2 separate regions of the Homo sapiens genome follow, and region 2 is linked to region 1. A link is an interaction called in ENCODE POLR2A ChIA-PET data of the cell type or tissue named here. Cell type or tissue: PC-9. All regions are shown on one strand. Each heading gives the region's core, and the rest is flanking DNA. Links, peaks and the distances in the headings are about the cores only.

Evidence for each region. ChIA-PET counts read pairs that join two places held together with the same protein. Peaks named below come from ENCODE experiments on the same cell type or tissue, not always from the same donor. Only the 100,000 strongest peaks of a DNase experiment are listed, where the experiment ranks them.
Region 2: POLR2A ChIA-PET joins it to region 1 with 20 read pairs; 3 of 35 experiments call an interaction of 5 or more read pairs at or near these places.

The regions. Positions count from the first base shown.
Region 1 is chr11:47,665,005-47,680,283 of GRCh38, forward strand. AGBL2 (AGBL carboxypeptidase 2) reads right to left here. Exons shown (of 19, transcript NM_024783.4): 13 at 14,969-15,069; 14 at 12,267-12,397; 15 at 3,837-3,903; 16 at 2,567-2,692; 17 at 1,952-2,059. Among named protein-coding and RNA genes, the nearest start is that of MTCH2, 30 kb to the left of the region's middle. RefSeq lists a silencer at 15,133-15,279. In PC-9, for the core only: no CTCF peak of the experiment used is centred there; a DNase peak (open chromatin) is centred at 7,467; H3K27ac peaks cover 373 bases.
Region 2 is chr11:47,789,312-47,804,590 of GRCh38, forward strand. NUP160 (nucleoporin 160) reads right to left here. Exons shown (of 36, transcript NM_015231.3): 21 at 15,238-15,279; 22 at 14,127-14,225; 23 at 12,500-12,619; 24 at 9,057-9,152; 25 at 8,857-8,951; 26 at 8,667-8,763; 27 at 8,468-8,573; 28 at 3,475-3,635; 29 at 2,619-2,679. It also overlaps the pseudogene RNA5SP340. Among named protein-coding and RNA genes, the nearest start is that of FNBP4, 30 kb to the left of the region's middle. In PC-9, for the core only: no CTCF peak of the experiment used is centred there; no DNase peak of the experiment used is centred there.

The DNA.
Region 1 (15,279 bases), core at 3,181-11,180:
CCAAGTAGCTAAGACTATAAGCATGCGCCACCATGCACAGCTCATTTTTTTTCTTCTTTTTTTTTTTTCTAAGACAGAGTCTTGCTCTGTCACCCAAGCTGGGCGCAATCTCAGCTCACTGCAACCTCTGCCTCCTAGGTTCAAGCAATTACTGTGACTCAGCTTCCTGAGTAGCTGCCACTACAGGCATACACCACCATGCCCAGCTAATTTTGCATTTTTAGTAGAGGTGGGGTTTCACCATGTTGGCCAGGCTGGTCTTGAACTCCTGGTCTCATGTGATCCACCCATCTTGTCCTCCCAAAGTGCTGAGATTACCGGTATGAGCCACCGTGCCCAGCCATGCCTAGCTAATTTTTAAAAAAAATTTTTGTAGAGATGGGGTCTTGCTATGTTGCCAGAGCTAGTCTCAAACTTCTGGACTCAAGCAGTCCTCCTCTCTCAGCCTTCCAAAGTGCTGGGATTACAGATGTGAGCCACCGTGCCTGGCCACCCAGGCTGGAGTACAGTGGTATGATCATGGCTCACTGCAGCCTCCAACTCTGGTCTCATGTGATCTGCCCACCTCAGTGTCTCAGATAGGTGGGACTATGTGCACCACTATGCCCAGCTAATTTTTGTTTATTTTTTGTAGAGATGAGGTTTCACTATGTTGTGCAGGCTGGTCTTGAACTCCTGGGCTCCAGTGATCCTCCTGCCTCGGCTTTCCAAAGTGTTGGGTTTGGCCAGGCGTAGTGGCTCACACCTGTAATCCCAGCACTTTGGGAGGCTGAGGCAGGCGGATCACCTGAGATCAGAAGTTCAAAACCAGCCTGGCCAACATGGTGAAACCCCGTCTGTACTAAAAATAAAAAATTAGCCAGGCAAGGTGGCATGTGCCTGTAATCCCAGCTACTCGGGAGGCTGAGGCGGGAGAATCACTTGAACCCGGGAAGTGGAGGTTGTAGTGAGCTGAGATCGCGCCACTGAACTCAAGCCTGCGTGACAGAATGAGACTCTGTCTCAAAAAAAGAAACAAAAAAGAAAACACACAAAGTGTTGGGCTTTCAGGTGTGAGCCACCATGGCCGGACAGCCTATTTTTTTACACAAAAAAATCAATGATTTTGACTGGGCATGGTAGCTCATGCCTGTAATCCCAGCACTTTGGGAGGCCAAAGTGGGTGGATTACTTGAGTTTAGCAGTTTGAGACCAGCCTGGGCAACATGTCGAAACCCTGTCTCTACTAAAAATACAAAAATTAGCCGAGCATGGTGGTGGGCACCTGTAATCCCAGCTACTCCAGAGGCTGAGACCCGAGAATCACTTGAACCCAAGAGGTGGAAGTTGCAGTGAGCTGAGATTGCCTCTGCACTCCAGCCTGGGTAACAGAGTAAGACTCCATCTCAAAAAAAAAAAAAAGAAAAAAAATCAAAGATTTTATAGCCATAAAACTATAAAGTACTAAACATTGGCTGAGTGTCTCTCCTCTGTGTTGCCACTGCATCCTACTCTGTGATACAATTTCCTACTTACTTGCTGAAATCTCCACCAGATTCTGAAGTCCCCGAGGCAGGGATAGTATTTTGTTCAAGGTTGCATTCACAGCATCCAGTAAAGGGACTGGCATGTAGTAGGTGCCCAATAAAATTCATTGATTTATTTTAAAATAACATTTGCTGATTGAGTAGATGGGTGAGTAGAGGGATGAATGGATGGTAAGTAAGGCAGCCTGTTCTTATGTTCTTGGTGTAAAATCACAAATCACCAATATTTGATTCCAGACTTCAGTCATGTCTAATCCAAAGCAGTGTCAATGTCTCCCCCAGTTTTAATGTTTTCTTGCTCCCAGTGGCACTGTCAGGTTAGGGTAACGTAAATGGCTATTACATTTGTCACATTGTGGGAGAGAGGTGCTAATTCGAGAGGTTAGAGAATCTGTGTGACAAAGAGTCAAAAACAAAAATACTACCTCATTTAACCTTGGGTTTTCATTTTTCATTGGTAAAAAACTGGAATTCTCTGAGTTTTTGAAAAAGGTTGGCTGCTTTTGCAGAGTAGAAGCAAATCCTGCCTTTTCCTAGGATTGAGTGAAAAGAGAATCTTTTTCAATTGATCTATTCAAAATTGATCCAATTTACCCAACAGCAAAACTTGTACTTCTGAAAGCACGTTTGTCTTTAGAAAGCAGAGGGTATGGTGGGAGTGTGGCAGCTTGGACAAAGATTGATGAGCTATCCAGCTGTCTTAGCCTGGACCAGGCCTGGCCCCCAGCCATCCATCTACTCCTGACTAGCTCTAGCCACTACCATTCCAGTATCATGTATTTTCTCTGGAAATTCAGACTTGGCTAAAACCCAGATTTCTTATGCCAGAGTGTAGGAGAGGTTCAGTGGGCCAAGGCCAAAACCTGCTCGGAGATGTCCGGAGGGCCCCTGGAAGGGTTCTGATCGCAAAACAGAAAGTCTCCCTCTGCCCCAATCTCCATCCCCTTTTTGGTTTAGAGTAAACTTTAACCCCCTTTCCTTATCCCTCTATGGAATGGTCTGAAACTAGACAGTAGAAATAGCCAGCAAGTCTTTCTTACTGAGGTATCTTCTGTTAACTTTAACTTCTGCATCAAATTTTTTTTCTGATACTGCTCATTTCGCTGTTTCCTAGTCTGAAGTGACTTCTTTTTTTTCTTCTTAAACATCTTCTTTTTCTGAGTCAGCTATTCCAGAAAGTAGAGAAACTGGTCATTGAAGATTCCAGAACTAGGCCCACCCACATGTGGCACTCTTCATGCAACACTCAAGACACAAAGGCTAACTCGGTATGCAGATTTGTGGTGTTGGTTTGGAGAATAAACAAACAGTTCAGTTCCCTCCTTACTGGAGGATGCTTCCTACTTAATACCCCCAAATCACACTGTTACAGATAAACTGCCAAAGGGGTACTTATGGTTGGGCATGGTGGCTCATGCCTGTAATCCCAACACTTGGGGAGGCTGAAGCGGGTGGATCACTTCAGGTCAGGAGTTTGAGACCAGCCTGGCCAACATGGTAAAACCCCACCTCTACTAAAAATACTAAAATTAGCCGGGTGAGGTGGCAGGTGCCTGTAATCCCAGTTACTCAGGAGGCTGAGGCAGGAGAATTGCTTGAACCTGGGAGGTGGAGGTTGCAGTAAGCTGAGATCACGCCCCTGAACTCCAGCCTAGGCGACAGAGTGAGACTCCATCTCAAAAAAAAAAAAAAAAAAGGCCCAGTGCAGCAGCTCACGCCTATATTCCCAGCACTTTGGGAGGCCAAGGCGGGCAGATCACGAGGTCAGGAGTTTGAGACCAGGATGGCCAACCCCATCTCTACTAAAAATACAAAAATTAGCCGGGCGTGGTGGCATGTGCCTGTAATCCCAGCTACTCAGGAGGCTGAGGCAGGAGAATTGCTTGAACCCAGAAGGCGGAAGTTTGCGCCACTGCACTCCAGCCTAGGAGACAGAGCAAGACTCCATCTCAAAAGACAAACAAACAAACAAAAAAACACAAAGGGGCACTTATACTAATAACCAAATATCTGTGATTTACAATATGAAATCAGATTACTTATGGCAATAATATCAGGCCCAGATATTAATGATCATTAAATGTGTGGTTAAAAGATTCAGTTTGGGTGTTACCTTAAGATGGCCTTAAAAATTAAGCAAGAAAGTTATAAAGGACAAAACAAGAGACTTTAGGGCAAGGTGACTAGTTAGGACATTACTGTATATTTTCTGCAGGTCTTAGGACTGTTGGAAAATTCCAACAAATTGTCTGGTAGTGTCATGACTTTTTTTTAAGGCTGCTATTTCCTGGGTATAAGAGTTCAGCTTACCTCATCTGCTATGTTTGCTAGGTGAACAGGAAGACCATCTGAGAGAGAACTGTCAGAGCCACTGGTGCTGTTTCCAAAAGAAAAAAAGAAGAGGAAATAACTGTCATTGATATGTCTAGGAAGCATAACATTTACCAGACCAGCTGTATGGGATTAGGATTAGGATATCTTCTAGTCTACTATTTCTCTCATTGTCTATGCTTCAATTACTAAAAATTATTATTTTCTTCCTTTTTTATATTTTTGGGACAGGGTCTCACTCTGTCACCCAGGCTGGAGTGCAGTACTGTGATCATAGATCACTGCAGCCTTGACCTCCCCGGCTCAAGAGATCCTCCCACCTCAGCCTTCTGAGCAACTGAGACTACAGGCTCATGCCGCCATGCCTGGCTAATTTTTAAAATTCTTGTAGTCACAGGATCCCACTATGTTGCCTGGGCTAGTCTTGAACTTTTGTGTTCAAGCGATCCTCTTGCCTCAGCCTCTTAAAGTACTTAGATTACAGGTATGAGAAATTGCGCCCAAGCAATCACTAAGAATTCTTGACAGCTGGGTGCGGTGGCACACGCCTGTAATCTCAGCATTTTGGGAGGCCAAGGTGGGTGGATCACCTTGGTCAGGAGGTGGTCAGGAGTTTGAGACCACCCGGACTAACATGGTGAAACCCCGTCTCTATTAATACAAAAAAATTATCTGGGTGTGGTGGCGCACGCCTGTAGTCCCAGCTACTCAGGAGGCTAAGGCAGGAGAATTGCTTGAACCTGGGAGGCAGAGGTTGCAGTGAACCGAGATTGCGCCATTGCACTCCAGCCTAAGCAACAAGAGTGAAGCTGTCTCAATAAAAAAAAAAAAGAAAAATTTTTTTTTGAGACAGAGTCTCCCTATGTCAACGTCTCGAGTAGCTGGAACTACAGGTGCCCGCCACCATGCCCAGCTAATTTTTTGTATTTTTAGTAGAGATGGGGTTTCACCGTGTTAGCCAAGATGGTCTCGATCTCCTGACTTCATGATCCTCCCGCCTCGGCCTCCCAAAGTGCTGGGATAACAGGCGTGAGCCACTGTACCCGGTACCCAAAAAAGAATTCTTGACAAGCACATTCATTCATTCACTCCGAACACCTACTGCATGCCAAGCAGTGTGCTAGGCACAGGGAACACAGATGAACGAGGCAGAGCCTCTGGCACCAAAGAGTTTGCAGTCCATATGGCAAAGCAAATACTGGCCAGATGGGCAGAATTGCCCTTGGTGGAGGTTGTGAGAGGCTACAGGATTCTCAATGTGCAGGCCTAGAGAACAGCAGAGGACTGTCATTTGTTTGAAAACAAGGGATCTTTCTCATTTATTCCTCTTTGGCTGGTACCAATTCAGAAATCCAGGATCCTAACAGGTACTCTGAAGAAATGTATTCAATATATAAACATATGCATTTAATAAAGAATCTGAGCCTGGGCGATACAGTACGTCGCTGTATCTACAAAAAATGTTTTTTTTAAAATTAGCTAGTAATGGTGGTGCCTCCTGTGGTCCCAGACACTTGGGAGGCTGAGATAGGAGGACCACTAGTGCCCAGGGGGTTGAGGCTGCAGTGAGCCGAGATTGTGCCACTGCACTCCAGTCTGAGCAACAGGGCAAGAAACTATCTAAAAAAATAAATAAATAACAAAAAGAACCTTCAGGTCAGAGACCAAGATTACTTTTATCACCCCAATTTTCCTTCAAAAGTTTTGAATGAGGCCAGGCATGGTGGCTCATGACTATAATCCCCACACTTTGGGAGGCCAAGGCAGGAGGGATCACTTGAGGCCAGGAATTAAAGACCAGACTGGGCAACACAGTGATACCCTGTCTCTATTAAAAAAAAAAAAAGGGTGGCTGGGCACAGTGGTTCACACCTGTAATCCCAGCACTTTGGGAGGCTGAGGCTTAAAGATCTCTTGAGCCCAGGAGTTTGAGACCAGCCTGGGCAACATGGCAAAACCCTGTCTCTACAAAAAAATACAAAAATTAGCCAGGTGTGGTGGTGTACGCCTATAGTCCCAGCTACTGGGGAGGTTGAGCTGGGAGGATCATTTGAGCTCAGGAGGTTGAGGCTATAGTGAGCTGTGATTGCGCCACTGACTCTAGCCTGGGCGACAGAGCGACACTCTTTCTAAAAAAAAAAAAAGGTTTGGATGCTCATCTAGACTAATCTAAAGTCTTCCCTCACAAACTGTGTCCTCCCCCTTTCTGCAAGGGCTAGGATGAATGAAAACTTAAATAATCAAACCTTTCTTTCTTCATGTCTTTTGCTTAAGTGTCACATTATATTTTCCCCTTTCCTGGGGTTTAGTTGGCTAGAACCAAGAGCTGTTCTCTATGACAGGGGTCTATACACACAGTTTACTGGCACAAGGCCAGGCGCGGTGGCTCATGCCTGTAATCCCAGCACTTTGGGAGGCCGAGATGGGCAGATCACTTGAGGTCAGGAATTCGAGACAAGCCTGGCCAACATTGTGAAACTCCATCTCTACTAAAAATACAAAAAAAAAATTAGCTGGGTGTGGTAGCGGGTGCCTGTAATTCCAGCTACTCGGGAGGCTGAGGCATGAGAATTGCTTGAACCCGGGAGGTGGAGATTGCAGTGATGCAGTGAGCCGAGATCGCACCACTACACTCCAGCTTGGGTGACAGAGTGAGACTCCATCTCAAAAACAAACAAACAAACAAACAAACAAAAAACACTTATTGGCACAGAGCTCGAATCACATGGGAGAAGTCAGGATTTCAAACCATTCAGCTGCCCAGGCCTTCATTCTGTTTCTGCTCCCCTCCCACCTCTCAGTGCACAATGAGTAGTAGTCCCACAGAAAGACAGCAGGAAGAAAACCCCATCTTCTCTGACCTAATTCCCAATTCCCTGTTCTCACAAGGTGTTTTTCTAGTCAAGGAGTAGCCTTTTAGGATGCTGGAAGTCCTGTTGGTAGAAAATGTTAGCAAATGGGACAAAAGCACTAAAAGCAGTATGTCCCAGAAAGTGTCAAAACCTTTGTGTGTACACACACAGAGCAAACTCAAACTGGGCTTGTACACTCACAGTCTGCTTTCCTTTGCAATCGTGACAATGAATAGGTGGAACCCCACTGGAGACTGTGACAGCCAGTTTCTTGAGGCAGAGGCTGGCAAATTGGGTTCAATAATTCTTAACCATATGCATCAGAGTGTCCCTGCTGAGCCACTAGACTGTAGAGTCTGCCTGTTTCTGAATTGGTTCCCCTTGGGCCCTATTTATTTCTTTTTAAATTTTTTAAAAAATAGAAATGGGATCTCACTATGTTGACCAAGCTGGTCTCCAACTCCTGGCCTCAAACAATCCTCCCATCTCAGTCTCCCAAAGTGCTGGGATTACAGACATGAGCCATCATACCCGTTATTACAGACATGAGCCATCATGCCTAGCCACATCTTGGGCACTATTTCTATGAGTTGATATGCAGAGCACACTTTTTTTTTTTGAGACAGGGTCTCGCTGTGTCGCTCAGGTTGGAGTGCAGTAGTGCAATCTTGACTCACTGCAGCCTTGACCTCCTGGATTCAAATGATCCTCTCACCTTAGCCTCCCAAGTAGCTGGGACAACAGGCATGAGTCACCATGACTGGCTACTTTTTGCATTTCTTGTAGAGATAGGGTTTCTCCATGTTGCCCAGGCTTGTCTTGAACTCCTGGGCTAAAGTGATCCGCCCATCTTGGCCTCCCAAAGTGCTAAGACTACAGGCGTGAGCCACTGCATCCAGCCGGCATTTTGTTTTTGAGGGTGTATTTGGAGAGGGGTTGGTGCAGAGGTCTTGGTGAGTTAGGCATAGGATTCTGAGAGAGTGGAAGGGATGACATGGTGAATGGGGCACACTACCTGGTCTGATGGCCTAGTTTAAGGTCCCCAAAGAAATATTTGTGAGACTCAGAATTGCTTTTGGGCCCAGATGTCAATGTGCCATAGAGTGGGTGGAAGAGCCATCCCTTTTCCACTGTCCACCACAGACTACAGTGCAGCCTCTGTCAGAAGACTTCCACGCCAGCTCAGAAGCCTGAAAGCAGCTGGGTCATCCACGAGGCACTTTAGCCAGTAAGTTAGAGTAGAAGGTATTCTTGCATACCTGGGAGACATAACCTTTTGGGGGCTTCCTAAATAGCTGGGGAGACTATGAAGGTACAGATGAGATCCTGAATGCTAAATTAATTCAAAAAATATTTGTTGAGCTCTTCCTCTGTGCTAGGTACAGAACAGTACCATTCTAAGTGCATGAGATACAGAGCAAACGAAAAGATCTCTGACTTTGCAGAACCTATCTCCTAGTAGAGGGAAACAGACAATAAACAACAGATATTGGCTGGGCATGGTGGCTCATGCTTGTCATCCCAGCACCTTGGGAGGCCAAGGTGGGTGGATCACTTGAGGTCAGGAGTTCAAGACCAGCCTGGGCAACATGGTGAAACCCCATCTCTACTAAAAATACAAAAATTAGATGGCCGGGCGCAGTGGCTCATGCCTGTAATCCCAGGACTTTGGGAGGCCGAGGTGGGCGGATCACCTGAGGTCGGGAGTTCGAGACCAGCCTGACCAATATGAGTAAACCCCATCTCTACTAAAAGTACAAAATTAGCCAGGCGTGGTGGCACATGCCTGTAATCCCAGCTATTTGGGAGACTGAGGCAGGAGAATCGCTTGAGCCCGGGAGGTGGAGACTGCAGTGAGCCGAGATCGTGCCGTTGCACTCCAGCCTGGGCAACAAGAGCGAAATTCTGTCTCAAAAAGAAAAAAAAAAATTAGCAGGCATGGTGGTGGGCGCCTGTAATAATCCCAGCTACTCGGGAGACTGAGGCAGGAGAATTGCTTGAACCCGGGAAGCGGAGGTTGCAGTGAGCTGAGATCACGCCATTGGACTCCAGCCTGGGTGACAGAGAGAGACTCCATCTCAAAAAAAAAAAAAAAAAAAAAATTGGCCAGGCGCAGTGGTTCATGCCTGTAATCCCAGCACTTGAGGAGGCCGAGATGGGTGGATCACCTGAGGTCAGGAGTTCGTGACCAGCCTGGCCAACATGGTGAAACCGCATCTCTACTAAAAATTAGCCAGCCGTGGTGGTGGGCACCTGTAATCCCAGCTAATCGAGAGGCTGAGGCAGGAGAATAGCTTAAACCTGGGAGACAGAGGTTGCAGTGAGTGGAGATCACGCCATTGCACTCCAGCCTGGGCAAGAAGAGTGAAAGTCTGTCTCAAAAATAAATAAATAAATAAAACAGATATAGTAAAGACTTAAATGATACAGAATGACAGAGGCAATAAATGCTATGGAAAAAAGTAGAGCACCTAAGGGGGATAAGGAGTGGCAGGAGGGTGAAGGAGGGGAGTAAGTTGTAGCATTAGAGTAATGTGTGTAGGTCATGTTGAAAAAGGCAGCATTTGGCTGGGCGCGGTGGCTCACGCCTGTAATCCCAGCACTTTGGGAGGCCGAGGTGGGCAGATTGCCTGAGGTCAGGAGTTCGAGACCAGCCTATCCTAGGCAACACAGTGAAACCCTGTCTCTACTAAAATACAAAAAATTAGCCAGGCGTGGTGGCGTGCACCTGTAGTCCCAGCTACTTGAGGGGCTGAGGCAGGAGAATTGCTTGAACCTGGGAAGCGGAGGTTGCAGTGAGCTGAGATCGTGCCACTGCACTCCAGCCTGGGTGACAGAGCGAGACTCCGTCTCAAAAAAAAAAAAAAAAAAAGGGTTAGGGTGGAGGCCATAGAGGTATCAGGAGGCTTATAGCCTTATAGGCCATTGTAGGGTCTTTGGCTTTTTTTAAAACTGAGTCGGGGAGATACTGAAGTGCTTTCAACAGATACATGATATTATCTGATTTAGGTTATTTATTTATTTATTCATTCATTTTTTGAGATGGAGTTTCGCTCTTGTTGCCCAGGCTGGAGTGCAATGGTGCGATCTCGGCTCACTGCAACCTCCGTCTCCGGGTTCCAGTGATTATCCTGCTGCAGCCTCCCGAGTAGCTGGGATTACAGGCATGTGCCATCACACACAACTGATTTTGTATTTTTAGTAGAGATGAGGTTTCTCCATGTTGGTTAGGCTGGTCTTGAACTCCTGACATCAGGTGATCTGCCAGCCTCGGCCTCCCAAAGTCCTGGGATTACAGGTGTGAGCCACCGCGCCTGATTTAGGTTTTTTAAAAAATCACTCTTCTGCTTTTTTTCAGCCTTGCTAGTCCCTTCGTCTCAGTCGCCTTTGCTGGCTCCTCCCCTATTAAAGTTGTATTATCCAGCTCAAACCTCAGACTTGGACCTCTTCTCTATCTGCACTTACTTCCTTGAGATCCCACCAGTCTTTTTTTTTTTTTTTTTTTTTTTTTCTGAGACAGGGTCTCACTCTATAGCGCAGATTGTAGTACACTAGCGCGGCCATACCTCACTGCAACCTCGAATTTCTGAGCTCAGCAATCCTCCTGCCTCAGCTTCTTAAGTAGCTAGGACTACAGGTGCATACCCCGACCCCCTGCTAAGTTTTTTTTTTTTTTTTTTTTTTTTTTGAGACCAGAGTCTCACTCTGTCACCCAGGCTGAAACGCAGTGGCGCAATCCCAGCTCACAGTAACCTCCACCTCTCGGGTTCAGGCGATCCTCCCTCCCGCCTCAGCCTCCCAAGTAGCTGGGATTACAGGCATGTGCCACCACACCCAGCTAATTTTTGTATTTTTAATAGAGATGGGGTTTCATAATGTTGGCCAGGCAGGTCTTGAACTCCTGACCTCAAGTGATCCGCCTGCCTTGGCCTCCCAAAGAGTGGGAATTACAGGTGTGAGCCACTTCATCCAGTCCCCATCTAGTGTTAAGGTTTAAATATTATCTACCAGGCTGGGCATGGTGTCTCACGCTTGTAATCGCAGCACTTTGGGAGGCTGAGGCGGGCAGATCCGTTGAGCTCAGTAGTTAGAGACCAGCCTGGGCAACATGGCAAAACCTGTTCTCTACAAAAAACACAAAAATTAACCGGGCATGATGGTGCACACCTGTAGTCCCAGCTACTTGGGGAGCTGAGGCAGGAGGATTGCTTGAGCCCAGGAAGTTGAGGATGCAGTGAGCAGAGATCATACCACTGCACTCCAGCCTGGGTGGAGAGCAACACCCTGTCTCAAGAAAAAAAAGTCATCTATCCAATGATGACTCTCTCATTGGTCCACTGGACCTCTCCACTGAACTCCAGACCCATATAGCCTACTGCTTGTTCGAGGTCTCCACTAAATATATAATGGACATTACAAACTTAACAAGCCTAACACTAGACTCCTGATCTTCACTACCTCTCTAATTTTTTCCACTCCTTTGATCTTTCCCATCTCAGCTAAAGGCAACTCCATCCAACCAATTGTGGAGTCATTCTCTTCTTTTCTCATGCCCATATCCAATCCACAGGCAAATCCTAATGTTTATAATTTCAAAATATATCTAGAATCCAACCAATTCACACATCCCCCCACAACCACTGCTGCTACTCTGGTCTAAGCCTCCATTACCTTTTACCTGTATTATTGGTCTAAGCCTCCATTATCTTTTACCTATATTATTGCAAGAGCCTCCTATTGAGTCTCCCTGCTTAGAACTTCCCTCTTTATGATCTACTTTTCACACAGCAGCCAGTGTTCCTGTTGAAACTAAAACCTGTCTGGGGCCGGACGCGGCGGCTCACGCCTGTAATCCCAGCACTTTGGGAGGCCCAGGCGGGTGGATCACGAGGTCAGGAGATTGAGACCATCCTGGCTAACACGGTGAAACCCCATCTCTACTAAAAATACAAAAAATTAGCCGGGCGTTGTTGCAGGCGCCTGTAGTCCCAGCTACTCGGGAGGCTGAGCCCGGAGAATGGCCTGAACCCGGAAGGCGGAGCTTGCGGTGAGTGGAGATCGCGCCACTGCAGCCTGGGCGACAGAGCGAGCCTCCATCTCAAAAAAAAAAAAAAAAAAAAAGAAACTAAAACCTGTCAAACCATGATATTTCTCTACTCAAAACCTTCCAAAGGCTTTCCATCTCCGTTGGAGTGAAAGGCAAAGGCTTTGCAGTTCCCTACAAGGCCCTACACAAACTGCCTGCCCAACTCCCTACTCCTTTCTAATGGCTAAAACAGAGGCTGGCAAAGAATATTCACTCTTTTGTTTTGTTTTTTGTTTCTGAGCCTGTCGCCCATGCTGGAGTGCAGTGGCATGATCTTGGCTCACTGTAGCCTTAACTTCCTGGGCTCAGGTGATCCTCCCACCTCAGCCTCCCCAGTGTCTGGGACTACAGGCATAGATCACCAAGCCCAGCTAATTTTTGTATTTTTTGTAGAGACAACATCTCACTATATCACCCAGGTTAACAACAAAGTATTTAAAAAAAAACAAAACTCTGTTTTTTCTTTGTTACCTGGATTCAATGTCAGACAAAGAGATGTCACTCCAACTTCCTTCTAAATCTACATCTTGTCCAAGTTCATGGAATTTCTTGTGGATTTCCTGTCGTAAAAGCTCCTTAAGCTCTGCTAGACACTGAGTGAACTATGAAAGTGAAAAAAAGAACTATTTTGTTAATTCATTTTATTTTATTTATTTATTATTATTATTTTTGAGACGGAGTTTGACTCTTGTTGCCCAGGCTGGAGTACAATGGCACTATCTTGGCTCACTGCAACCTCTGTCTCCTGGGTTCAAGCGATTCTCCTGCCTCAGCCTCCCAAGTAGCTGGGATTACAGGCATGCCCCACCACACTCAGCTAATTTTGTATTTTTAGTAGAAACAGGGTTTCACCATATTGGTCAGGCTGGTTTTGAACTCCCGACCTCAGGTGATCCACCTGCCTCAGCTTCCCAAAGTGCTGGGATTACAGGCGTGAGCCATCATGCCTGGCCCATTTTATTTATTCATCAAATATTTACTAAGTATATGCTGAAAGGCATTTTATTTATTGCTGGGAACACAAAGATGAATAACCTGCACCCCTGCTAGTAAGGACATGTTAACAGAAAATTACATGAGCGGGAGGAACAAATAGAAATTTTTTTAGGGCAGAACATCAGTGAGCACTGCTCTAGCCACTTTTCTCTGACTAGAGCCAACTTCTTCTTTTTTATTTTTTTTTGAGACAGAGTCTTGCTCTGTCTCCAGGCTGGAGTACAGTGGCGTGATCTTGGCTCACTGCAACCTCCGCCCCCTGGGTTCAAGCCATTCTCCTGCCTCAGCCTCCTGAGTAGCTGGGACTACAGGCGCACACCACCACGCCCAGCTAATTTTTGTATTTTTAGTAGAGATGGGGTTTCACCACGTTGGCCAGGATGGTCTCGAACTCCTGACCTCGTGATCTGCCCGCCTTGGCCTCCCAAAGTGCTGGGATTACAGGCGTGAGCCATCATGCCTGGCTGCCAACTTCTTCAACAATGCAATACTCTATTTTATTTTATTTTATTTTATTTTATTTTATTTTATTTTATTTTATTATTTTATTTTTTTTGAGACGGAGTCTTGCTCTGTCACCCAGGCTGGAGTGTAGTGGCATGATCTCTGCTCACTGCAACCTCTGCCTCCCAGGTTCAAGTGTTTCTCCTGCCTCAGCCTCCCGAGCAGCTGGGATTACAGGCGCTTGCCACCACGCCTGGCTAAATTTTTGTATTTTTAGTAGAGATGGGGGTTTCACCGTGTTGGTCAGGCTGGTCTCGAACTCCTGACCTTGTGATTTGCCAGCCTTAGCCTCCCAAAGTGCTGGGATTAGAGGTGTGAGCCACTGCACCCGGCCTGATGATGATTATTATTAGTTTTTTGTTTGTTTGTTTGTTTGGGAAGACATAATTAATGAGGCAAGACCTCAGAAAGGCCATAGGGGAAGTCAACAAGTGTACACAGAGCAGGGCTAACTTTGGAGAAGAGAAAAGACACCTGGCTGGGCACAGTGGCTCGCGCCTATAATCCCAGCAGTTTGGGAGGCTGAGGCGGGCAGATTACCTGAGGTCAGGAGTTCCAGACCAGCCTGACCAATATGGTGAAACCCCATCTGTACTAAAAAATACAAAAATTAGCCGGACGTGGTGGTGCACGCCTGTAATCCCAGCTACTCAGTAGACTGAGGCAGGAGAATTGCATGATCCTGGGAGGTGGAGATTGCAGTGAGCCAAGTTCGCGCCACTGCACTCCAGCCTGGGCGACAGATGGAGACCCTGTCTCAAAAAAAAAAAAAAAAAAAAAAAAAAAAAAAGAAAAGACACCTGATTTTCTAAAATAAAAGGAAAGATAATTAGTGTTGTAGCTGGGCACAGTGGCTCATGCTTGTAATCCCAGCACTTTGAGAGGCTGAGGCAGGAGGATCACGAGCCCAGGAGCTGGAGACCAGCCTGGGAACGGAAAAACCCTGTCTCTATAAAAGCTTAAAAATTAGCTGTGTGTGGTGGTGCATACTTGTGGTCTCAACTACTTGGGAGGCTAAGGTGTTGAGGCTGCAATGAGCCGTGATCACCCCATTGCACTTCAGCCTGGGTAACAGAGTCAGATCCTGTCTCAAAAGAAAAAAAAAAGAATAGGTGTTGCCATAGGTTAAGTCCAGAAGTGAGGGAGAGGTGTTCCAAAGGACTGTCTCCATCTTCTTGGTGAATTATGAGGTCTTACCATTTGTAGACAGTATGCAGTCTGGGGGCTTTCTTATTTTCTTTTATTATAAAAACTTCAGAAAACTAGTAAGAGGAAAATAAAGATTGCCTATAATTCCACTGGGCTCACTTTGGACCCATGTGAAACTGACCACAGCATCATCATCACATTTCTTTTTTTTTTTTTTGAGTCTCGCTCTGTCCCCCAGGCTGGAGTGCAGTGGTGTGATCTCGACTCAGTGCAACCTCCGCCTCCTAGGTTCAAGTGATTCTCCTGCCTCAGCCTCCCGAGAGCTGGGATTACAGGCACATGCCACCACGACCAGCTAATTTTTTGTATTTTTAGTAGAGAGAGGGTTTTGCCATGTTGCCCAGGCTGGTCTTGAACTCCTGAGCTCAGGCAATCCACCCACTTCAGCCTCCCAAAGTGCTAGGATTACAGGTGTGAGCCACCATGCCTGGCCTTCATCACATTTCTTGAAACCCCATTTTTACCTTCATTTGGTCAGGATCACAAAAGTCCAGAAGGGTGTCACAGACATGATAACCTAAGGACTTCAGATCTTCGATGGTAAAGTGGGTGTCTCTTTTATTACCTGGAAAAAAAAAAAACCCCGCAAACATTTCCAATTAAATCTTAGTGACTGAATGTAAATCTAATTTATGATTATCTTTTTAAAAATACCACCACTGGCCAGGCGGGGTGGTTTACGCCTGTAATCCCAGCACTTTGGGAGGCCAAGGCAGGCAGATCACGAGGTCAGGAGATTGAGACCATCCTGGCTAACATGGTGAAAGCTCGTCTC
Region 2 (15,279 bases), core at 775-8,774, 120 kb after region 1:
TTAACTATTATAATTGTGAAATACTGTCTGTCATCTCTATCAATAAGAAAGAAATATGACCAAACTGTGAGAGGCAGAAATAAAACCAGGTGTGTCCAAATCTAGAGCCTCGGCTCTTTATGGAAGGATATCATGCCTCTGTGGAAATAGCAAAAGAACTTGATAAAAAAAAAGCTTGGAACTAAGCTGATTTAAATACAACATTCAAGAAAAAAACCACATTCTTATTTAAGCATTTTCATTTCTCTTACTGTTGTACAACATTTTCGAAGTGCTACCAGACAACCTTTAGCAGATTAGAATGCTGAAAATAAACTAAAAAGAAGGAACTTTACAATATTTTTACAGCAATGTAATTATTATATATAATATATAGTATATAACGTTACTACTATGTATAGTATATAACAATGTAACTGTATATGTTACAATATAACTACTGTCTAAATTGCATGTATAGTTGACCCTTGAACAATGCAGGGTTTAGGGATGCTGGCTCCTGAGCAGTTGAAACTCTGCATATAACATTTCATTACCCAAAAACTTAGCTACTAATAGCCTACTACTGACCAGAAGCCTTACTGACAACCTAAACAGTCAATTCACACATATTTTGTATTTTATATACTGTACTTTTTTTTTTTTTTTTTTGAGACAGAGTTTCGCCCTTATTGCCCAGACTGGAGTGCAATGGCGCGATCTCGGCTCACTGCAACCTCTCCCTCCTGGGTACAAGTGATGTTTCTGCCTCAGCCTCCCAAGTAGCTAGGATTACAGGAATGCGCCACCACGCCCAGCTAATTTTTTATTTTTAGTAGAGACAGGGTTTCTCCATGTTGGTCAGGCTGGTCTCAAAACTCCCAACCTCAGGTGATCTGTCTGCCTTGGCCTCCCAATGTGCTGGGATTACAGGCGTGAGTCACTGTGCCTGGCCTATATACTGTACTCTTGGTTGTGGTTGTTTTGAGACGGAGTCTTGCTCTTGTTGCCCAGGCTGGAGTGCAGTGGCGCGATCTCAGCCCACTGCAACCTCAGCCTCCCGAGTTCAAGCAATTCTCCTGCCTCAGCCACCTGAGTAGCTGGGATTACAGCCACCCGCCACCACACCCAGCTGATTTTTTGTAGTTTTACTAGAGACGGGGTTTCATCATGTTGGCCAGGCTGGTCTTGAACTCCTGACCTGAGGTGATCCACCCGCCTCAGCCTCCCAAAGTACAGGGATTACAGGCATGAGCCACCGCACCTGGCCTATACTGTACTCTTAAAAGAAAATGTTATTAAGAAAATCATAGGGAAGGCAGGCACAGTGGCTCATCCCTGTAGTCCCAGCACTGTGGGAGTCCGAGGTAGGAGGATTGCTTGAGTCCAGGAGTTTGAGGCTGCAGTGAGCCATGATTGTGCCACTGCATTGCAGCCTAGGCAACACAGTGAGACCCTGTTTCAAAAACAAAAACAAACAGGTTTAGGCAAGTGTCCTTTCCCCTCAGTGATTTTCCTTAATGGTGTCTGGGAACTCTTCTGCTGCTCCTTGGTCAGCAGAAGCTGCTTCTCCTGTATCTTGACATTTTAAAAGCCATATCTCTTTCTTAAATTGTCAAACCATCCTTTGCTGGCATTAAATTCTCCAGCTTTAGATCTTTTACCTTCCTTTTGCTTTAAGTTGTTGTATAATAACCTTTGTTTTGCAAATCATGTTAGAGTCTATAGATATGCCTTTTTTTATAGCAATACTGTACCCACATAAAAGCTGGATTTTCAATATGAGATAAAAATATATTTTGCAAAAAGCACAAGGTTTTTGTACCTACTGGCGAAGCTGAAGCAACAGCTTCACAAATTTTCTCTTCTTTTTTTTTACAATGTTCCTTACACTGGATTCATTTTTCTTGAAATGGCAGGCAACCTCAGCTGCCGGCCTCAATCTACAGTAGACATCAAGCAGTTCAACTCTTTCTTGTCATGTTATGACTTTTTTCTGCTCTTTGGGAGCACTTCCAGCGTCACTAGTGACACTTCGTATGGGTCCCACTAAACATTATTTTTTTTGAGGCGGAGTCTTACTCTGTTGCCCAGGCTGGAGTGCAGTGGCACGATGTGTGCTCACGGCAACCTCTGCTTCCTGGATTCAAGCAATTCTCCTGCCTCAGCCTCCTGAGTAGCTGGGATTACAGGTGAGGGCCACTACTGCCCAGCTAATTTTTGTATTTTTAGTAGAGATGGGGTTTCGCCACACTGACCAGGCTGGTCTTGAACACCTGACCTCAGGTGATCCACCTGCCTCGGCCTCCCAAGGTGCTGGGATTACAGGTGTGAGCCACCACACCCGGCTTCCTTAACTTTTTCAATATTTCTAGGCTATGTGGTTCAACTGGGAGTTTTTTCAAATTGTGACAATCTCCAGAAAAAGAATCCAATATACTTATTGAAAACAAAAATCTGTGTATAATAGGTGCCTGCAGTTAAAACTTGTGTTTTACAAGGGCAACTGTTACTACTATAACATTTATATATTACTATTATATGTAGCTTATTTAACTACATATTTCTATCATAATACAACTAACAATAACAACATTACTACTGTCTAGCAAAGAACCAGTGTGAGACTCCTGACTCACTGGGGGCAGCTGTGCATTCTCCATCATGATTCCTCTTAGGGGATGCTCCAGGGCGATCATACTGATAAAACAAAACAAGCAATTTAACTGTGAAAATCAGTATTTTATTCTGATATCATTAACGGTGATTCATAGCTTTTATGCTTAAATTTTCTCAATGGAAATTATTTTTGTTTCGACCAGCAGAGCTCTTCTTACAGAGGTACTGTAACTATGAGACAAAGAAAGAAGTTCTTTGCCAAGTTGTTAACTTAACCATAACATATTACTGAGTCCAAGGACAGGGATTTGATCTCCATGTAAATCAACTAATTTTTCTCGGCTCCAGAGTTATATATAACAGAAACAGCTGCATGTATCTGACCCATCAGTATGATAGGAAAAACTCAAAGTGTGTGTCCTTTAAAACAGTAACTGTAGACTGCATTAACAAACACAATAGAAATAAAAGCAGCTACCATTTACTGAGCACAGTTTGTGGGCCAGGCACTGTTACTGTTCTAAGCAATCGACTTGAATTATCTCATTAATACCCAAACAATCCTATAAAGTAGATATTATCCGTATTTTATGCCAGAGAATGACAAAAGATTAAGTAACTTGTCTGAATTGGGTCAGGTCTAACTCCAAAACCACTCTGCAATATTTCTTCCTACAATAATTCTGAACTTGAAAACTAAAGGGGTAGTAATATACAACAATTGAATTGTAAACATAGATTTTTTTCACAAATATCTCAGTAGAAATTGTAAATCAAAAGAAGCAAAATGACACAATAGTTTTGAAAGGACCAAAACAAGTAGATTTACTTGTTCCAGGATGAACCCCCAAATTCCAGGATGAAATGTTTTCATACCACTGCACCAGACACTGGCTGCACAATCCACGCATATTCTGGACGAATAAGTCGTAAACAATTGAGAGCAGCCAGATAACAGTTGCCTTGTTTCTCAAGTCCCCGGAGAGTTCGAACTTCTCTGCCAAGCCGCATTCCATACTCAAACATCACTGTGCCAGCTATGAGGAGATAATAAATTAGACTTTAGAACTTCCAAATTTTTTTTTCTTTTTTTTGGAGACAGAGTCTTGCTCTGTCGCCCAGGCTGGAGTGCAATGGCTTGATCTCAGCTCACTGCAACCTCCGCCTCCCTGGTTCAAGCGATTCTCCTGCCTCAGCCTCCTGAGTAGCTGGGATTATAGGCACACGACCACCACGCCCGGCTAATTTTTGTATTTTTGGTAGAGAGTTTAGTAGAGAGTTTCACCATGTTGGTCTCGAATTTGTGGCCTCGTGATCCGCCCACCTCAGCCTCCCAAAGTGCTGGGATTACAGGTGTGAGCCACCACACCCAGCCTTCCAAAATTTGTTTCTCTAGAGATACGCAGGGAGAATGCTATCCCTAATCAAATGTTAAAATTTAAAACAAAATTGGGTTTGATGTAACCCCTGCCCCCCCTCCCCAAAATCACATGTTGGTGAGGATGTGGAAAAACTGGAACCCTTTTGTACTGTTGCTGGGAATGTCAAATGGTGCAGCTGCTATGGAAAACAGTATGGCAGTTCCTCAAAAAATTAAAAGTGAAATTATCATGTCATTCAGTAATTCCACTTTTGGGTATATACCCCAAAGAATGAAAAGAGGGGTCTCAAAGAGATATTTCTACACCCATGTTCATAGCAGCATTATCCACAATAGCCAAAGGTGAAAGCAATCCAAGTGTCCATTGATGGATGAACAAAATTTGACATATAAATACAACAGAAAATCATTTAATTATCTGTAAGATATCTGTTTTTTTTTTTTTTTTTTTTTTTTTTTTTTTTTTTGAGACGGAGTTTTGTTCTTGTTGCCAAAGGTGGCATGCAATGGTGCGGTCTCAGCTCATTGCAATCTCTGCTTCCTGGGTTCAAGCGATTCTCCTGCCTCAGCCCCACAAGTAGCCAGGATTACAGGCGCCCACCACCACACCTGGCTAATTTTTAAAGACATTTTTAAAGAAGAAAATTCTGACGCCACTACAAGGATGAACCTTGAAGACATTATGCTAGGTGAAATAAGACAGTCACAAAAAGACACATACTATATGATTCAAGCAGCCAAATTCATAGAGATGGGTGGTAAAATGGTGGTTGCCAGGGAATCGGGGTTGGGAGGAACAAGTAGTTGTTTAATGGGTATATAGCTTCAGTTTTGCAAGATGAAAAGTGTTCTGGAGATTGGTTACACAATATTGTGAATGCACTTAACACTCCCAAACTGTACACTTAAAAATGGTCAAGATAGCGGGCGCGGTGGCTCATGCCTGTGATTCCAGCACTCTGGGAGGCCAAGACGGGCGGATCATGAGGTCAGGAGATCGAGACCATCCTGGCCAACAGGGTGAAACCCCGTCTCTACTAAAAATACAAAAAAATAGCCAGGCATGGTGGCAGCCTCAGGAGGCTGAGGCAGGAGAATGGCGTGAACCCGGGAGGTGGAGTTTGCAGTGAGCCGAGATTGCGCCACTGCACTCCAGCCTGGGCGACAGAGCGAGACTCCGTCTCAAAAACAAAAACAGTTGGGCACAGTGGCTCACGCCTGTAATCCCAGCACTTTGGGAGGCAGAGGTGGGCAGATCACCCAAGTCCAGAAATTCAAGACCAGCCTGACCAACGTGGTGAAACGTCGTCTCTACTAAAAATACAAAAATTAGGGGCTGGGTGTGGTGACTCATGCCTGTAATCCCAGCACTTTGGGAAGCTGAGGCGGGTGGATCATTTTGAGGTCAGGAGTTCAAGACCAGCCTGACCAACACATGGTGAAACCCTCTCTCTACTAAAAATGCAAAAAAAATTGTCGAGCGTGGTGGTGCATGCCTGCAGTCCCAGCTACTCAGGAGTCTGAGGCAGGAGAATCGCTTGAACCTGGGAAGGCGGAGGTTGCAGTGAGCCGAGATTATGCCACTGAACTCCAGCCTAGACGACAGAGCGGGACTCTGTCTCGAAAACAAACAAACAAACAAAAACAAAACAAAACAAAAACTAGCTGGGCATGGTGGTAGGTGCCTGTAATCCCAGCTACTTGAGAGGCTGAGGCAGGAGAATTGCTTGAACCTGGAAGTGGAGGTTGCTGTGAGCCGAGATCGAGACACTGCACTCCAGGCTGATCGATAGAGTGAGACTGTCTCAAAAAAAAAAGAACATAGATTCTCATTTTTATAATACTTTAGTTGCACATATTCAATAAGATTCTGAAAAGTCCATTGTTCTGGAACAGCATGGGACTCCAGAAATTAAAATATCATTAAAAATTCTTTTAGTTTTCAAATAAAGCTATTTTTCATTTCAACAAATATTTTTGAATACCTGCAATATGTAAGGCGCTTTCAGAAGAACAGCCTTGCTCTAGAAAAACCTGAACATTAATCTTGCTAAACTGGTACTAAGCAGGTTGATATAATGTTATTGTGAAAGCAGATACTGAGAGATCTTTAATAATTTTTATTTCCCTTCCTATATGATTCAAGAAAATAAAGAATATGCAAATATGTTTTACTATTAGGAATGTTAAGAACCTGCCTATGAATAAACCCCATCTACTTTTTTCCAATGAAAATCAGCAAGAAACCAAAGAAAATTCTAAGTAAAAATGGTACAAAAATGTTAGACATTCCACAGTGATTATATTGTAAAATATAATCTTAAAACAATCTCACATTCCGCTCACATTCCGTTCATTTTAGCTGTTCTGATAAATAATTCATTGATAATGTAAGTCCAAATTAAGATACATTCTACAAAAATGACTGACCTACATGCTTCAAAAATATCAATGTCATCAAAGGCAAAGTGAGGCTCCAGATTAAAGGAGCCTAAAGACATCGCACAACTAAATGCAGTGTGTATTCTAGATCCAGGGTGAGGGCAGTATGTGAGGGATGCGCTATAAAAAACATTATTGGCCAGGCGCAGTGGCTCACGGCTGTAATTCCAGCACTTTGGGAAATGGAGGTGGGTGGATCACCTGAGGTCAGGAGTTCAAGACCAGCCTGACCAACATGGTGAAACCCCGTCTCTACTAAAAATATAAAAAAATTAACCGGGCGTGGTGGTAGGCACCTGTAATCCCAGCTACTCGGGAGGCTGGGGCAGGAGAATAATTTGAACCTGGGAGGTGGAGGTTGCAGTGAGCAGACACGGTGCCACTGCACTCTACCCTGGGCAACGGAGTGAGACTTCATCTAAAAAAAAAAAAAAAAAAAAAGGAGCAGCTGCGGAAGCCCAGACACCAGGAAGGTGAGATCTTCCACACAGAAAAAGAGAAATACGAGATTACAGAGCACAGTAGGATCAATCAGAAAGCTGTGGACTCACAAATTTTACCAAAAATCAAAGCTATTCCTTAGCTCCAGGGCTACCTGTGATCTGTGTTTGCCCTGACAAATGGAATTTATCCTTACAAATTGCTGTTCTAAATGTCTTAAGAAGAACCTAATTAAATAACTGATGACATTAAAAAAATCATGATGTCTTTAACTTCCTCCCAGAAGGACCAGCAAAAACAAACAAGTAAGTAAATAAATAAATAGATATTGAGAGAGAGAGGAAGGAAGGGGGAAGAAAGGAAAGGAGGGAAGAGGAGATAAGAAAATGATGTAAAATATTAACAGTTGGGGAATTTGGATGAAAGGTATATAGGGTGATATTCACTGCGTTAATGTTTTAACTTTTCTGTAGACTTGACAAATTTTACATTAAAAAGTTGAATGAAGAAAAAAGAATTCACCAGGATATCATTTGATAACTTCTAAATGTAATTTTTTTTGAGACAGGGTCTCGCTCTGTCACCTAGGCTGGAGTGCAGTGACATGATTTTGGCTCACTGCAACCTCCACCTTCTGGGTTCAAGAGTAGCTGAGATTACAGGCATCCGCCACCATGCCCGGCTATTTTTTGTATTTTCAGTAGAGAGGGGATTTCACCATGTCGGCCAGGCTGGTCTCGAACTCCTGACATTAAGCGATCCACCTGCCTCAGCCTCCTCAAGTACTGGGATTACAGGCGTGGGCCACCGCGCCCAACCCTAAATGTAAATTTTAGTCCCCTCTTTAAGGACTTTGCATTTAATTGAGGGGATGTGGGACAATCTAACCACAGCTAATGCGGAATATCATCTATTATACTCATAACCTAAGCACATTTAAGCAGTCAGAATTTTGCTCTAAGAACTGAAATGTGGAAAGGGAGAAGGCTAATGGTGAAATAGCACAGGAACTCAAACCCAGTCTCAAAAATTCATGCTGTCTCTAGTGAAAAAGCTAATTTCCTTTATTTATTTATGAGACGGAGTTTTGCTTTTCGCCCAGGATGGAGTGAAGTGGCGTGATCTTGGCTCACTGTAACCTCCGCCCCCCGCCCCACCCTGTTCAAGCAATTCTCCTGCCTCAGCCTCCTGAGTAGCTGGGATTACAGGTGCCCACCACCACATATGGCTAATTTTTGTATTTTTAGTAGAGAAGGGGTTTCGCCATGTTGGCCAGGCTGGTCTCGAACTCCTGACCTCAGGTGATCCACCTGCCTTGGCCTCCCAAAGTGCTAGGATTACAGGTGTAAGCCACTGCGCCCAGTGCTAATTTCCTTTATAATTGTACAGAAGATGCACACAGAATGCCATTTTAGTGGCAACGCCTTGAGAAAGTTCTAGAATGGAAGCAAGGGCCTATCTTCAAGGTAATCTTCACAAGGTTTAAGCTAATCTTGTACTTAAACACATATTAAAAATTACCTAAGTCCAACACACAATATTTTGGTAAAACATGATTAAACTAATAAGGCTGTCTGCAAGATACTGTCTGGTTACATTGCTCACCCTTGCGGTAATTGTGGCGATAGATGTGAAAGGCATACAGAAGTTCATAGTAATTGTGAGTCATAAGGTCCACAGCTCTAGCACGTGACTCAATTATTCCCACAACCTAGGGAAGGGGAAGCAATCAGATAACTAAGTCAGTAGCAATCATGGCAACCACCATACTTGTTGAAAGCCATCACTGGATAAGTAAAATTACCTCATTATGCAGATTCACATAGGGAAACTCTACAAGATCCTGTAGCTGTGAGCGTTCACAAAGAACTACCACCAACTGCCGTAAACAATCTAATTGCCTAGAAGGAAAGAAAGGAATATGAGGGCAAACTATCTTAGTAGGTTAAACAGAGTTGGTAAATTGTCTTCTCTAAAAAAGGCCATGAAATTACCTGCTGGAATCAGGAATTTGGGTTAAGGCTTCATATGCTTGGCTATTGTGACCCAAATCCAAATGATGTTTGAAAATACATGTCCTTAGAGTAGCCTAAATATCAAATGTAGATCAAATATCAAAAAGAGCAATAGAAATGAACATACCACACCCACAACAAACCTTAAAGAAAACAACCAAATTGCAGCCAATTCTTACCTGACTTTTCCAGTCATCACCTGCTTCAGTTATGGCTGATGTAGCCAACTGAATAACCAGTTCAGGCAAACCAATGACATCTAGTAGTCGTAAAACCTAACGAGAAATAGAAGAAATTTCCATTAAAATTAATATTGTAATGTACTTCAAACTCAATTATGGTTTAAAATTATTGAGAAAGGTTAAGTAGGCCGGCATGGTGGCTCACACCTCCAATCCCAGTACTCTGGGAGGCTGAAGCAGCAGGATTGCTCAAGGCCAGCCTGGGCAATATGGCAAGACCCCCATCTCTACAAAAAAATTTTTTTAAAAATTAGCTGCGTGTGGTGGCATGCGCCTGTAGTTGTAGCGACTTGGGAGGCTGAGGTGGAAAGACTGCTTGAACCCAGGAGTTCAAGGTTGCAGTGAACTTTAATCCTGCCACTGCATTTCAGCCTGGGTGGTATAGCACGACCCTGTCTCTATCCTCAGTGCCTAGTATACAGTAGTCTCTCCGTAAATACTTGTTGAGGCTGGGTCTGGTGGCTCACACCTGTCATTCTGACCAACACGGCGAGACCCCATCTCTATTATTAAAAAAAAAAAAAAAAAGCAAGCTTGTTGAATGAAAGAATAAATACGATTTCACTACTAACTGTTCAAGTCACAGATGAATGTAAAGAATAGTAAATAAACACCATAGTTTTATAAAAACCCTAAAGATAATTTACTAAATGACTGACATAATCCTTTTTTTTTTTGAGACAGGGTCTCTGTCAATCAGACTGGAGCACAATGGTGTGATCTCGGCTCACTGCAACCCCTACCTCCTGGGTTCAAGTGATTCTCCTGCCTCAGCCTCCTGTGTAGCTGGGATTACAGGCATGCCCCACCACGTTCAGCTAATTTTTGTGTTTTTAGTAGAGATGGGGTTTCACCATGGTGGTCAGAGTGGTTTTGATCCCCTGACCTCAGGTGATCTGCCTGCCTCAGCTTCCCAAAGTGCTAAGGTTACAGGCGTGAGCCACTGTGCCCGGCCTGACAAACATTTTTGATTGTCCACCCTGTCAACGTCTGCCCGCTACCCTAACCATGCACATTTCCCTATCTCATATACGTGCAATTCTCTAATACATATGTATGATACATCCAAAATACGCATTTATAAAGGATGAAGATAAAATAAAAAGTTTTAAAATTATTTTTATTAATTTTTTGAGACAGGGTCCTGCTCTGTTGCCCAGGCTGGAGTGCAGTGGCATGATCATAGCTCAGTGTAGCCTTGACCTCCTGGGCTCAAGTGAACATCCCATCTCAGCCACCTGAGCAGCTGGGACCACAGGCATGCACCACCATGCCCAGGTAATTTTTTAATTTTTTGTAGAGATGGGGTCTTCCTATGTTGTCTGGGCTAATCTCAAACTCCTAGGCTCCAGTGATCCTCCTGCCTTAGCCTCTCAAAGTGTTGGGATTACAGGCGTGAGCCACTGCACCCACTATAATGGACCTGGAAAATTCTTATCTTCTAGTGACATCATAGCCACCGCATGTATCGCTCACGTGTTTGTGGTGATGCTGGTGTAAACAAACCTACTGTGCTGCCAGTCATATAAAAAGTACAGCATGGCCAGGCACTGTGGCTCATGCCTATAATCCCAGCACTTTGGGAGGCCGAGGCAGGTGGATCACTAGAGGCCAGGAGTTCGAGACCAGCCTGGCCAACATGGTGAAACCCTGTCCCTACCAAAAATACAAAAATTAGTGGGGTGTGGTGGTGCACACCTGTAATCCCAGCTACCTGGGACACAGAGGCAGGAGAATCGCTTCAACCTGGTAGACGGAGGTTGCAGTGAGCCCAGATCGCACTACTGCACTGGGCAACAGACTCCGTCTCAAAAAAAAAAGGAAAAAAAAAAAAGTATAGTATATACGATTATATAAAGCACATAATACTTTTTTTTAATTTTGAGACAGGGTCTCATTCTGTCACCCAGGCTGTACTGGAATTCAAAAGAATTGTCATTAGTAGGAAAGTAGAGGGTTTTTTTCTTTTTTTTTTTTGAGGTGGAGTCTTGTTTTGTCATCCAGGCTGGAGTGCAGTGGCACGATCTCAGCTCACTGCAACCTCCGCCGCCTCCTGGGTTCAAGTGATTCTCCTGTCTCAGGCTCCTAAGTAGCTGGGATTACAGGCGCACACCACCACGCCCGGCTAATTTTTGTACTTTTAGTAGAGATGGGTTTCACCATGTTGGTCAGGCTGGTCTCGAACTACTGACCTCGTGATCCGCCCACCTCAGCCTCCCAAAGTGCTGGGATTACAGGTGTGAGCCATCGCGTCCGGCCAAGGGTTATTAAGAGCTACAAATCTACTTCAGTGTAAATTCATTTATCTAATAAGCAATTAACAAAACAGTGAAGACTGCTTCTGTGGCATTTACTTTCTGGTGGGAAATCCAGATAAATTCTAGTCTAAAATATAAAATCAAGTATGGTGAAATGTTATACAATCTGGAAGTGTGCACAACAGGATGAATAAAAAAGCTTTTCTGCACAGGCCAGGCAGAGGGCACTATCTGAGGAGGTGACAGATAAGCAGAGACCTGAATGGAATGAGGGTGTGAGGAAGGGCATTTCAGGCTGACAGAACAGCAGGCAGAAAGGCCCTAAGAGAATAGAGCATGCGCTTGACTTGAATGAGACAGTAAGAAGGTCACCATTGTTACAATGGAGTGACCAGAGGAAAGAGGGGCAGGAAACAGGTCAAGAGGACCCTCAAGTCCAAATTATAAACTAAGGCTAAATACAGCATTACTAGTCAATTCCCAGAAATATCAGCAAGACTAGTAAAGTGCAAATTAAATAATAAAATTCTAATGGCAACTGGGCTAATAAAATACCATGACGAAAATTTCATTTCAGTTAAAAGTATTTATTACATTTCACCATTTAACCCTAATTATAGATCCTGGGAAAAAATTTTAACTTAAAATATGTTTCTTTAATTTCTTTTTGTTTTTTTTTGGAGACGGAGTCTCGCTCTGTCACCCAGGCTAGAGTGCAGTGGCACGATCTTGGCTCACTACAACCTCCACCTCAAAGTTCAAGTGATTCTCCTGCCTCAGCCTCCCAAGTAGGTGGGATTACAGGCACCCGCCACCACGCCAGGCTAATTTTTGTATTTTTAGTAGAGGCAGGGTTTTGGCATGTTGGCCAGGCTGGTCTCAAACTCCTGACCTCAGGTGATCTGCCTGCTTTGGCCTCCCAAAGTGCTGGGATTACAGTCATGAGCCACCGTGCCCGGCCATGTTTCTTTAATTTCTCTAGGCAAATTCATTTTTTTTAAATTTGGAAGTTCAGGGAGCAACTGAATTTTTATAGTATTTTTCTCCAAAAATAGCAAAGCAATGTATTTCAGATGTGTTTTTACACAGGGTGGTATAAGGCCAAACCAAGACATGATGTACCTTGTCATAATACTGCAGCCTGGGGGTAGACACGATCTCCCCATCCTCTGAGCGAATCAAGCGATCCAAGAATTCCTCTTTGCCTACTTCAGATGCTGCCTGACAAAAACATTCCAGAGCCTGGAGAAATAAAATATAAAATGACTTGTAACAGATCATTCAAATTCTAGGTGCTATGAATCAGGGGTTCACATGTAAGGGAAAGCCAAAAAAGAAACAAGATTACTTAACATGGTCTACTCTATGTATAGTTTCTGACACATATGAATTCTATGTGATGCATTCATATTTTTAAAAATGTATCTCACACTTAAGTGCTACCAATTAAAAAGTAAACATTGGCCGGGTGGGGTGGCTCACGCCTGTAATCCCAGCACTTCGGGAGGCTGAGGCGGGTGGATCACGAGGTGAGGAGTTTGAGACCAGCCTGACCAACACGGTGAAACTCCATATCTACTAAAAACACAAAAATTAGCCGGGCGTGGTGGCGTGCACCTGTAATCCCAGCTACTCAGGAGGCTGAGGCAGCAGAATCGCCTGAACCTGGTGGGCGGAGGTTGCAGTGAGCTAAGATCATGCCACTGCAGTCTAGCCTTCCAGCCTGGGTGACAGAGCAAGACTGTCTCCAAAAAAAAAAGAAAGTAAACCTTAATAAGATGATTGACACATACATACATAATAAGGCAACTGTAGCAATATGTTAACAATTGTAGAATTTGAGTGATAGGTATATACTGTTCACTGTAAAAAGTCTTTAAACTTTCCTGTCTGTTTGAAAATTTATGTAATAGAACATCAGGGAAAAAATTAAAACTTTAAACTACATAACGAGAAAAAAGCAGCATAAAACAATAAAAAAAATGTAATTAATAAGTAAATTTGGGCTGTGTGCAGTGGCTCATGCCTGTAGTCCCAACACTTTGGGAGGCTGAGGTGGGCAGATCACTTGAGCCCAGGAGTTCGTGACCAGCCTGGGCAACATGGGAAAACCCCATCTCTACAAAAAATTAAAAAATTAGCCAGGAATGGTGGCTCACGCCTGTAGCCTCCAAGTACCTCAGCTACTTGAGAGGCTGAGGTAGGAGAATCACTTGAGCCCAGGAGGTTGAGGCAGCAGTGAGCTGTTGATTACACCACTGCACTCCAGTCTGGGTGACAGAGCAAGACCCTGTCTAAAAGAAATAATAAAATAAGTAAATAAGTTTGATTTATAAAAATGTATCCTGGCCAAACGCGGTGGCTTATGCCTGTAATCCCAGCACTGGGGGAGGCCAAGGTGGGAGGATCGCTTGAGTCCAGCCTGTGCAACATAGTGAGACCCTGATTTTACAAAATAATAATAATAATAATAATAATAATAATAATAATAAAAGGAATCTCTAAAAACACACAGGGGCAGGAGAGTTCTAATATTTTCTTATGTTCCTGAGTCCTATCTAAATTGCAGAATACAAGAAAGTAGTCCTTACATGTATATAATGCCTTTGACTGGCATTAGTACAGTCTTCTTTAACTTTATGTAGAGGATTCTATGTCTCCCATCCCCTAAAACCTAGTCAAATGGAAGCTAAGCAACTTCCTTGCGTTAAAGTTTATAAAGTTTATTTGCCATTCAAATGTAGTTTACCTTCTGTCCTTCTCCTGTAACTAGGTAACACCTTCCCAGCATAAATCGACAGGAACCAACATTGACTTGACACCAGGGATGTAGCAGTTGAATATAATCCTTAAAGGCATAAAAGGTGCTTTCTGATTAGAAAATAAATGTTACTTAAGGAGATACTCATTCCCAAGTTATTCGTCACAGAGGATGAAAAGACAGTGTTTGAACAAATGTTTTATTTCCTGACATAATTCTGATATTAAAACCTACCCCTGTTGCCTTCCTTCTTCATCCATTCCCCCTTTCCTTACACAAACAGGAGTCCAGTAACACACATACACATACTTTACATCTCAGCAATTTTCCAATTTTTGGTATTTATTGGTTCAATGACTAGATTCCAGTAAAGGATTTATATGAAAACAATAGTACATTTGAATTACTATGAAGAAAACCTAGCAGAGACAAATTCTTAAAAAGACACTCTAGAGGCCAGGCACGGTGGCTCATGCCTGTAATCCCAGCACTCTGGGGAGACGGGTGGATCACCTGAGGTCAGGAGTTCGAGACCAGCCTCGCCAACATAGTGAAACCCAGTCACTACTAAAAATACAAAAATTAGCTGGGCGCGGTGGCACGTGCCTGTAATCCCAGCTACTCGGGAGGCTGAGACAGGAGAATTGCTTGAACCCAGGAGGTGGAGGCTGCAGTGAGCCAAGATCATGCCACTGCACTCCAGCCTGGGCAACAGAGTGAGACTCCGTTTCAGGAAAAAAAAAAAAAGATACTCTAGAAAAAATCACGTTAGGAATTATACTGTCCAGAGAGAAGTAGAGAAAAATCTCTCTCTTTAAAAATTTATTTTATTACTTTCTTTAAAAGCCTTTAGAACCAGGTATTCTCTCAGCCAAGTACTAACCATGCCCAACCCTATTTAGCTTCGTAGATCAGACAAAATCAAGCAAGTTCAGGATGGTATAGAAATAGAGAACAATCTCTTTGGGGTATGTCTTCACATAATCAAGTTTAAATTATTGTGGTTCTTTAAAATGCAGTTAACATTTACAAAGAAAAAAATTCAGCAATCCCATGCTTTACAAGAATGTGTAGACATGAAATGTTCAAAGGAACTCACCTGCAATTGTACATATTGGCAATTTCCCATCAAACATTCTAG